2 separate regions of the Homo sapiens genome follow, and region 1 is linked to region 2. A link is an interaction called in ENCODE POLR2A ChIA-PET data of the cell type or tissue named here. Cell type or tissue: PC-9. All regions are shown on one strand.

Region 1 (5,000 bases), 79 kb after region 2:
ACACACACACACACACACACACACACACACACTGCACACTGCCATTTTCCCCCACAAAACACACACGATAACCCAGAAGTCTTGTTTAGCCATACACTGTGTCCCTTCCAAATTACCTACAATTGTGGGCATGGTCTTCTTAACTCTTTGGTAATTACAATGTAGAGGTGACTCCGTTGTCTGCTCAGGCAATTATAATATTGCATAATACAGTCCCTAAAGACTTAGCATTTCCAACTTGATGTCACATGAAGATTGCCAAAGTTAAATTTCAGTTTTACTCTTCAATAAAACTTTTTTCTTTATTTTTAGGACTCAGCCTAGTGAAAAAAATCTAATTTGACTCACTAAGCAGAGAATTTGTTATCCCAGTCTGCAATAACTGATTAAAAATTAGTGATCTCATGGTTTTTTCCCCAAAAAACAATGTGTGGGTATTTCCTTACAATTGTGTGACTAGAAGCCCCTTTCTTATTATTTTCCCAAAGCAATGGGCATGGGCCCCCAATGCTATTGACTTCATCTCTAGTAACCCCTCAGTTGCATTTGCCATTGCAGATATTGGCTTTTTTTTAGCAAGGTTTCTGATAATGTCGAGTTTAAGAGAAGCATTGCAGTGCGAAGCCTTGAACAAGAATTTAGATTTTTCTTTAGATTTTCTAGCAGAGCAGAGGTGTCCCACAATGCATCAGTCAGAGTACTACCCCCAAAACTTCTGTGGACATCCTTTTATACTATGACATTTTCTTCTCTTTTGATGATATTTGAAAGATCTCTTATACCTCTTTGTTATAAAAGATTCACTTGCTATCCAAGTGTATAGATTTTATTAAGTTATTCAGAAAGTCTCTGTTAAAAACTTTCTAAATAATAATAACCAAGTCTCCTGATTCCCATACTTCCTAACATAGCTGGCATAATTGGCCATATTTATTGTCCAATAAATATATGGATCCTTCTGGACAGCAATCTAGGGTCTAGAAGTAATTACCTTGTGACCAGATAAATCAGGTTCAATGAGATTTTTCAAAAACACAGAGGACTATCCAAGTAGAACAAAACACAACTTTAATGTTCCAAAGCCCTCCAAATGTACATGTCTTTTGATCCAGCATTTATATTTCTGATAACTTAGCCCAAGAAAGTTATTAAGGACATGTAAAAGGATGCATGCACTTAGCTGTTCACTGTGCATTGGGAAGATAGTTAGAAGAGTTTTAGAAAATAGTTAGAATACTAAGGATTTATGTTTAAGATGCTGAGTATCACGCTATTGAAATTACAAGCATTATCTTGCTCATTTCTCGGAACAATCCTATGTGGTATTTACTATAATTACTCCTATTTATAGATAAAGAAATGGAAGGTAAAGAGACTCAGTAACTTAATCAAGGATGTTCAGCTAGTGAAGGTCAGCTCCAGGAATCAAAAGCAGGACTGATTTTTAAAACTTTGTTCTTGTCCACCACACTTTACTAGAAGATTTGTGGTTATGCAATTGTTAAAGAAATAATATACTTTTACACCTGAATAAATAAATCATATAGTTTTACACCTGAATGCTATGCACATATTAAATAATACATTATCAAAATCTATATTTTGACATGAAAAGATATATATAACATAGTGTTAGCTTAATCTTGAGCAGATAGATTGCAAAACAATATGTACAATATGTTCCCATTGTTCTTTGTGAACCAGTGTTTTTCTGTCTATCTATCTATCTATCCATCTATCTTTCTATCTACCTACTCATCTCGAAAGGATACACCCTGAGGTGCTAGCAATGACTATAACTAAATGTACAAGGTTATAAATGGTTTTGTTTTCTCAATTTTCCTTGTTAATATTTTCCAGCCATTTTTTTGTCATGAGCACAGTAGTTTTCATAGTAGGGAAAATAAAAGCAAATTTTCAAATTTAACACGAAATTAAAAACTCCTTGACAATAGGACTTGAGTATTGTTCACCCCAGCCCACTGCTGTATCCAGCAGAGTGCCATGTTCAAGAAACACTGAAGAGCCACCATGAGGTCTGGAAGGTGAGCAGGTGGTGCCAGAGAGGAGTCCATGATAAAGGGGAATGAGCAGAGCTCCAGCAAATGGAGCAAATGGAACAGCAAGAACCTGCTCATTCATATTAGTGTCTTCAACTGGATTTCTTAACATTTTTAACTTGACATAATTTCAGACTTGCAGAAATGTTGTAAGGAAAGTACAAATAACTTCCAGCTACCTTTTATCCAGATTCAATGTTTGTTAAAATTTTACTACATTTCTCTTCCCACTGTATTTCAAGGAGATTTAGACACAGAGGAAGGGTGAATCTGTGTTGAGGTATTTTGTTTTCCAAATTGTCCTTAAAATGTTCCTCTGCATTAGAACTCTCCTGGCAGGAAGTCTGCTCTTGCCACCACTAGGGCTAGAGAGTCTCTTCCCTTCTTTGCCCCGCCTGCTCCCTTTGCCAAGAACCCCACTGAACAGGAAGAGGTATTTCTTGGGGATGCTACCAAGGCAGAGACTGTGAAGAAGGAAGAACGTTGCTTGGGCAAAAGGAGCATATTCTCAGGAGACGGGGCCCCTGCCTGCCACACCAAGCATTAGGCCACCAGGAAGACCCCCATCTGCAAGCAAGCCTAGCCTTCCAGGGAGAAAGAGGTGAGTCTGTCTGTCTGTCTTGGCTGCATGGACTGTTGACCAATGCCAAGACCTTCAGGGATGCCTGTCCTGTCTGTCACCTACCCCTGGTATTTGGAAGACTGAGGCTTCTGACAACTTAAGTCAGTATGGTGAAGGCTACAGACTAAGGTCCTTGGGAACAAGGGTCATTTCAAGGATAAGGGTTCTCAAAATACAGGAGAGGGTTTAATTATTAGACAGAATTTAGGAGGCCACAAATAGGGCAAGGCTGAGGCCTGGAGTAGGGAATGAGTGAAGGAGAGGCAGTATGCCAAGTTCCAAGGCTCCAATCAATACATGATTCTTTCTGTGTTCGCGGCCCACGCTGGGTCACCTCCTGGTACCTGTCAATGTCATGCCTGTCTTCCAAGCCTGCCTTGCTTTGGGTACTCTGAGCGAGAGGCTGGGATATGTCCTAGTGAAAAGCAGCCTTGTACCCGAATTCTGATGCTGCTGTGCTCTAATCTTCACAGGCCCCTGCAGCTCCTTCATCATGAACTGGCACATGATCATCTCTGGGCTTATTGTGGTAGTGCTTAAAGTTGTTGGAATGACCTTATTTCTACTTTATTGTGAGTATTTGAGCAACCTCTTGCCCCAGACTTCATGTTGTCTTGCTCATTGACTCTTCTCTCAGAATGCATGGTTGTGTGTAAAGGTTACATATCCAAGTCTTTCCACCTGAGACTAACTGACCCAACCTGAGGTCAATTGGCAATGCCTTTCTCACTCCCCAGCACACACAGTGGCCCAGGCTCCTTGGTCTACCTTGGAGATATAGAACTTACCAGTTTCTGATGGTTAGAACGCCACGCAAAGCTTTTGCTAGTAGAGTATTATTTGGGTGATCTCAGCTGAAGTACTTGGCAGCGCTTGTTATTGTTGGCAAAATCTAAAATACAGCTCCAGTTCAACCCAATGACAAGGCCATGGTAAGAGCTGAAGTATAATGTAACAGGATTTAACTGAGAAAGAAATTTCTCTTTGTATACATATAAATTAATTCATCCAAATGCCTAGTTAAAGAAGCCTCCTATGAAAGGATTTTACTGCAATCAGAAACTAGAATCTTCTCTAGCCCCAGAAGCCAGTAGGGAAAATAAATGAGGAAGGAAACGTGAGTGGGAGGCAGTAGTTAGCTAAGAGGTGTCTTCCTCATGATGCAATCTGAAGGTGCAATTCCTATCATGTCAGACAGCAGGACAGAAATATGAATAAGGGAACGTATTCACAAAACCACATTTATGCATCTTCACTGAGTCAGAGAGTTCAGTATTTCCCACTAATAGTCACAGTACCCTAGCAGCCCCTGTGCTGATACTTGTTTGTCATATTCATCATGCAGTCACATTTGGGGCTGAGCCAACAGCTGATTTTCTTTTCAGTCCCACAGATTTTTAACAAAAGTAACGATGGTTTCACCACCACCAGGAGCTATGGAACAGGTAATCTGCATGGTGGTAAATCTTCTCCCCATCCTCCTGCTACTTCTATGCTGAATTCCTAGAGACCTTCCACACAGCCTCCTTTCCCAAGAAATTCTTTTGTACAAAGGGTCCATAAAGATCTTCTAATTAATTCCCTTTCTTTTACATATGAGAAAACCAAGAGCAGACTGAGGGAAATTTCTGATCCTTAGTTTTTCTCCTGGATATGGGGATGATTTATATCTAATCATTGTAATAGAATGTGAAAGTGCTTAATAGCCAGTAGCTATGGGAGATAGAGAGATGAGTGGGGCATGGTTCTCCTCTCCCGATTAAACCAGCTTCCTTCTGAAGCCTTTCCCAACAACATCCTCTCACTTCCTCTTAAGACACCTATTACTACTGACATCGTTAGGAGAAAGACCGTTTCTCATTTATCTTAGTATCAACAGAGGCAACCCAATACAGTGAGCTGTATGGAGAAAATACTCATAAAATATGTATTGAGTCCTTAAGTTATAATCTCAAAGTAGTTTCTGATGAAAACCAGGCTATTACATCTTAGAGTCTATAAACGGGGTACTGAAATAAAAAGTGAATGCCAATTTGTTTCATTAAGATAAATGTAAGTAACTAATTTGATGTCAGAGTAAAGTGGTCTTCAACCACAATGGACAAATAACTGGCAGCCCAATTAGATGTTTGACCAGCCTCTGAAGCCACTGCGGCTGCCTGCTCAGACAGCCAGTGTTCCCAGGGAAATGAGGCCCCTATATGGATTTCTAGAAATGAATGGACCCTTCCCTGCTTATAGAAAATCTCCCTAAAGTTCACCTGCTTCCTTGTCTGATAATATCCCCTTGGCCCTGAAATTTTGTTCCAATTAGCTTC
Region 2 (5,000 bases):
TATGATACAACTTTTATGGTAAGTCCCTGCCATGACACTTTTGAGTCAAAGCAAACCAAGAACATGTGTAAGGCAAGAAAATCCATACTGAGAAGCATTAAAATGCTACAATTCAAGCTAAAGAGACAAATGCCTTGAAAACTCAAATAAAAACACCTGTAAAATGTAGTCAATACAGTAAGCACAAAAAAAGTTTACTAATAAAATACATAATAAGAAAAATAGAGACAAAAACAGATTGCCTCCCAACACATAATTATGGTCTCCCAATCTATTTCATACTATAAAGAACAATGGTTCCTTGAAAAAATTACTGGTCCAACAAAAAAAAAAATGTCTAGTATTCTGAATATCTAAAACTCCTTTCATTACCAAATAAATAAATCAATTAAACTCAGGGAGAGAAAATATAAACAGTTTTTCTTTTTCTTCAAGGGAATTTCTTTACTTTTGGAGAACTGTTGAAAACCTTGCTTACATAAGGGAGCTGTGCTGCGCGATTTCTCTCCACGACTTCCCTCATGTTGTCTAAGGTTCCATATTCGTAACGACTGAGGTGAAATCCAAGCGCCCAGTAGGAGGGAAGGGCTGGCCGCCCAATGAGCTGAAAGAAATATGTGAAGTGAAAATTAGCAAATACTCTGTTTTTAATAAAAATTTTTCGAAGCATTGCTTTCAGAGCACCAAACATAGTCCATTTCCCAATGCACTGATTCATTAATGTTAGAATGTTAGTCTATTTTTCCAGCCCCTTCATAAATGTTTGAGGGTAGGGCCATGTTTGGGGCACCTTTATATTCTCTCACCTTCTTATAACATAAAAATGCTATACAGCAAGTTTCCATTGCATATATGAAATCTGTTCTTTAATATCTCAAATTTGTAACAGCAGATTTTGTGGGTCACACTTGCACATGAATTTTACTTTTTTAAAATATTTGCTGTTTAGGATTTCCTGAGTCATAATCTTGACATCCTAAGTTTACCTCTAGATATTCTTGAACAACTTGCTCTGGAGTGTTTCCCAAGAACACATAGAAGTCGAGAATGCCCCCAATGGTGCGGTAAGTGATGGCTGGCGCAGGCTGAAGGACAACCTCTTGAAAGGTTAAAAATGAAGAAAATAAAAATCAGAATTGATTCTTGAATAGTAACTACAAGTTTTAAAATAACACAGGATCACTAACCATGTGAACATTAACAAGGTGACCCTAGTGCCTCACATTTTGAATACCAAGTGAAAACCCTGACCATCCAAGTCCACCCTCACAGCACATGGCAGCCAAGGCATTTTTTCTGTGACAGATTTTAATAATACTGACTGGAGTGTCTTAGTGTCTTGTGCCAGGCCCCAGGTTCTGGGGAAAAAGCAGCCAGGCTTATGAAGGGGTCCAGAATAAGCCACTGTGACATAAAAAAATTATTTTGGACCAAAGGCATTTAAGTTACTGAAATCCCTGATGTGCTAAAATCAGAGCCTCCCAAAAGAACTCAATAAAAAGCAATTGTCATAAATCTGCTCCAAGGAGTACCTCTAGTCTTCTCTGAGACAACAGGCACCATTCCCAGATAAACAGTGTTACAAGACTATCACATCCTCCCACCTACTCTCCTAAGGGCCCATTTATCTTTCCAAAATGTCATTTGTTCTCTCCTAAGTGTCTTTCCCCATTCCCTTTCACCTATTAATTAAGATGGTATAGAAGCCCCAAGTTCTAATCTCTGCTTTGAGTTACTCATCACTGAGAATTGCTGTGTGTATGTGCATTGTATGTGTAAATAAATTCTGTCTTTTCTATTGCTAATCTACCTTTTTGCCAGTTTAATTTGCAGCCTCCCAAGAATTAACCCTAAGAGGTTAGAGGAAAAGTTTCTCCTCTCTGACTTTCATAACCACAGAACATGTCCCACCACATACCCCGTCATTATTGTGAGAATATAATTCAACTAGACATGGAGGTAACTAACCTCAGTGAATCTCACCTCAAACAAAAGCCAAACTAAAAAAAAAAAGTCAGAAATTGTATCATAAATTCAAAACCCTTCTATGTGCCAATCACCATTCTTAAAAGTTGTGTCATTACCTTGATTCGTATCTAGGAATAAAATGCCTCAAGAAATATTGCAATGTACTCTTTGGTCATAGGAACAACTCATACAGAGTATCTAGGATCTTGTGGCCTTTCCCACTAAGTCTGACTCATCTTATTTTCTGGTTCCTTTCACCTATCTAAAACTGTACAGTCTTTCTATTATATTATCTCAGTCTATTCTTAGGTTATTTGGTATTTTAAGTACCTTAGGACCATCTAAGATTCTATTAGAATCGTCTTAGATTCATCTCTTAGATGTCCTAGAATCATGTTAGATCATTTAGAGTGCTTCTCGGATATCTGTGGTGGAGAATCAGATCTTTATTTTGTTTAATTTCCATTTCACTGCAAGCTGATATTTTCATAAAATAATATGAAAATTAATTACTAGAAAAAGGTTCATGTGTGCGTGTGGAGGCTACAGCATTGCTTACTCGCCATTTCTATACTCATCTTACTATAGACCTGAAACAGTCTGTGACCCATTCAGGGACCACACTTTGAGGAGCACTGATTGAATCGATGACTCTCAATTAAGAAAAGGTATGGATCAATACCCTATGCCCACCATCAATCCTGGGAGATTCTGATACATCTTCTCTTCCCCTATGGCAATTCATTGCCACTGGGATCTACTGACTACAGGGCTGAAGACGGAGAAGAACACATTGGTGGAAACTATCTCAGAGTAAATTATAGGGAAGGGTGAGCTCCTTAACTTGATAATAGAAAATATTCCAACAGAGGCCACCAGATTCAGGAAAATCATAAGTTGGAGAAAATCCCCTACTCATGGCTACCATGGATCAATAGGTAATGAAGTAGGGATAGCACAATTAGAGAATCTATAAGGCCCTCCCTACACTATGGCTCAGTCACTCTTAAAGGGATCCATTCCTTTTATCATAGTGCTGTAAGAAAGGGACTGAAAATCACTCTTGTGCTTGTTTTTTCCATGAATATTCCTTTACCCATGGCATTGCTGTTCATCAGAAACACCCCAAAGGACAATCCACTAGCATCTTCAAGGCACAAGAAGAATGTCTGCGCACCATACAAATTAGTTCCGTTCTGCAGAAAGAGAATTAAAAACCAAAATTTACAACTAAGAAGTCTCAGCATCACACTGTGGGGTTGGTTTAGGAAATCAGTCTTAATCATGCAACTAATTGACAGGACATTCAGGGTCATAAAGACACATTTTTAAAAGATGGGGTCTATATCTAGTTGATGTTAACCAAGTGAACTCATGTTTTCTTACAGAATGAGCCAGCTATTATCATTCATCTAGAAGGAATGTGAAGGCTGTGATATTTTTTAGAAGGTAAGAGGATAGGAATTTTTAAAATGTAATTCAGAAAAACTGCCCTCTCAAAGAGGCCTGTCTTAACCTGACTTAACCTCATCAGCAAAAGCTCCATCAATATGCTTTAATATGAATCAGGTAACTAGATGGAGCTCTAGTCTAGGCTTGTCTTTGAGACTCCAGAACAGGAGTTCTCAACCTAGACTGCACCCCAGACCAATTAAAACAGAATCCCTAGAGGTAGAAGCAGACATGGCTGTTATTTTTTAACTTCCCCAGGTAACTTCAACATGTAGTCACATTTGATAACTATTGCTCTGGAAAAGTGTTTCTCAAAATTTGGTGTATCTGCAAACTACATGGGCATTTTAGTTAAATGCAGATTTTTTTTTTTTTTTTTCCAGACAGGGTCTCACTCTGTCGCCCAGACTGGAGTGCAGTAGTGTGATCTTGGCTCACGGTAACCTCCACCTCCCAGGCTCAAGCAATTCTCCTGCCTCAGCCTCCTGAGTAGCTAGGATTACAGGCGTGTGCCACTACCGCCTGGCTAATTTTTGTTTCGGTTTTTATTTTATTTTATTTTTTTGAGATGGAGTCTCACTCTGTCACCCAGGCTGGAGTGCAGCGGCTCAATCTCGGTTCACTGCAAGCTCTGCCTCCTGGGTTCATGCCATTCTCCTGCCTCAGCCTCCCAAGTAGCTGGGACTACAGGCACCCGCCACCACCATGCCCAGCTAATTTTTTGTATTTTTAGTAGAGACAGGGTTTCACCAGGTTGATCTTGAACTCCTGACCTCAAATGATCCACACGCCTTGGCCTCCCAAACTGTTGGGATTACAGACGTGAGCCACTGCTCCCAGCCCTAAATGCAGATTTTAATTCAATAGATGGAAGAAGGGACTGAAAGCCCACCTCTCTCAGAGGGTGGTTCCCCTGCCACATACACACTTTGAGAAGCAAGGATCTGAGGCTCCTTAATGAAACAACTGTCACCAACTATTCCTAGGTAAGCTGCTCTGACTTAACAGCTTTTCTGCTTTTCTGATAGGCATATGTACAGTACAGAGCCTGGGCTTAAAAATTACACAGAGTAGGGATTAGATTCTTCCTCTGTTCTTACAACCTCTTTTTTTTTGAGACAGAGTCTCGCTCTGTCACCCAGGCTGGAGTGCAGTGGCGCGATCTCGGCTCATTGCAAGGTCCACCTCCCGGGTTCAGGCCATTCTTGTTCTTACAAACCCTTTTGCCTTGAGCTATTAATTTGGCTTCGCTGGGCCTTGGTTTTTTCTAACAAGAAATTATTATATTTTCTAGACTCTATGGCTAAATAGATATATATACACAAACATGTATGTGTGTGTGTGTGTATATATATATATATATGACTAATAAATTATTGCTGTAATCTCCTTTCTTCCATCCATTAATTCTGCTTAGTCAAGAAAGCCCAGCTGGGCACAGTGGCTCACATTTGTAATCCCAGCACTTACGGGAGACCAAGGCCAGAGGATTGCTTGAGTCCAGGAGTTTGAGATCAGCCTGAACAACATGGCGAAACACAGTCTCTACAAAAAAAATACAAAAATTTGGCCAGGCATGG

The links. ChIA-PET counts read pairs that join two places held together with the same protein. Peaks named below come from ENCODE experiments on the same cell type or tissue, not always from the same donor. Only the 100,000 strongest peaks of a DNase experiment are listed, where the experiment ranks them.
Region 1: POLR2A ChIA-PET joins it to region 2 with 5 read pairs; 2 of 35 experiments call an interaction of 5 or more read pairs at or near these places.

The regions. Positions count from the first base shown.
Region 1 is chr7:141,944,468-141,949,467 of GRCh38, reverse strand. It overlaps CLEC5A (C-type lectin domain containing 5A), which reads left to right and starts at 2,494. Exons shown (of 7, transcript NM_013252.3): 1 at 2,494-2,661; 2 at 3,156-3,254; 3 at 4,068-4,127. The coding sequence starts at 3,176. RefSeq lists an enhancer at 2,813-4,012. In PC-9, no CTCF peak of the experiment used is centred here; no DNase peak of the experiment used is centred here.
Region 2 is chr7:142,023,214-142,028,213 of GRCh38, reverse strand. MGAM (maltase-glucoamylase) reads right to left here. Exons shown (of 71, transcript NM_001365693.1): 8 at 3,065-3,164; 9 at 987-1,099; 10 at 479-604. Among named protein-coding and RNA genes, the nearest start is that of MGAM, 30 kb to the right of the region's middle. In PC-9, no CTCF peak of the experiment used is centred here; DNase peaks (open chromatin) are centred at 2,123 and 3,443; H3K27ac peaks cover 1,054 bases.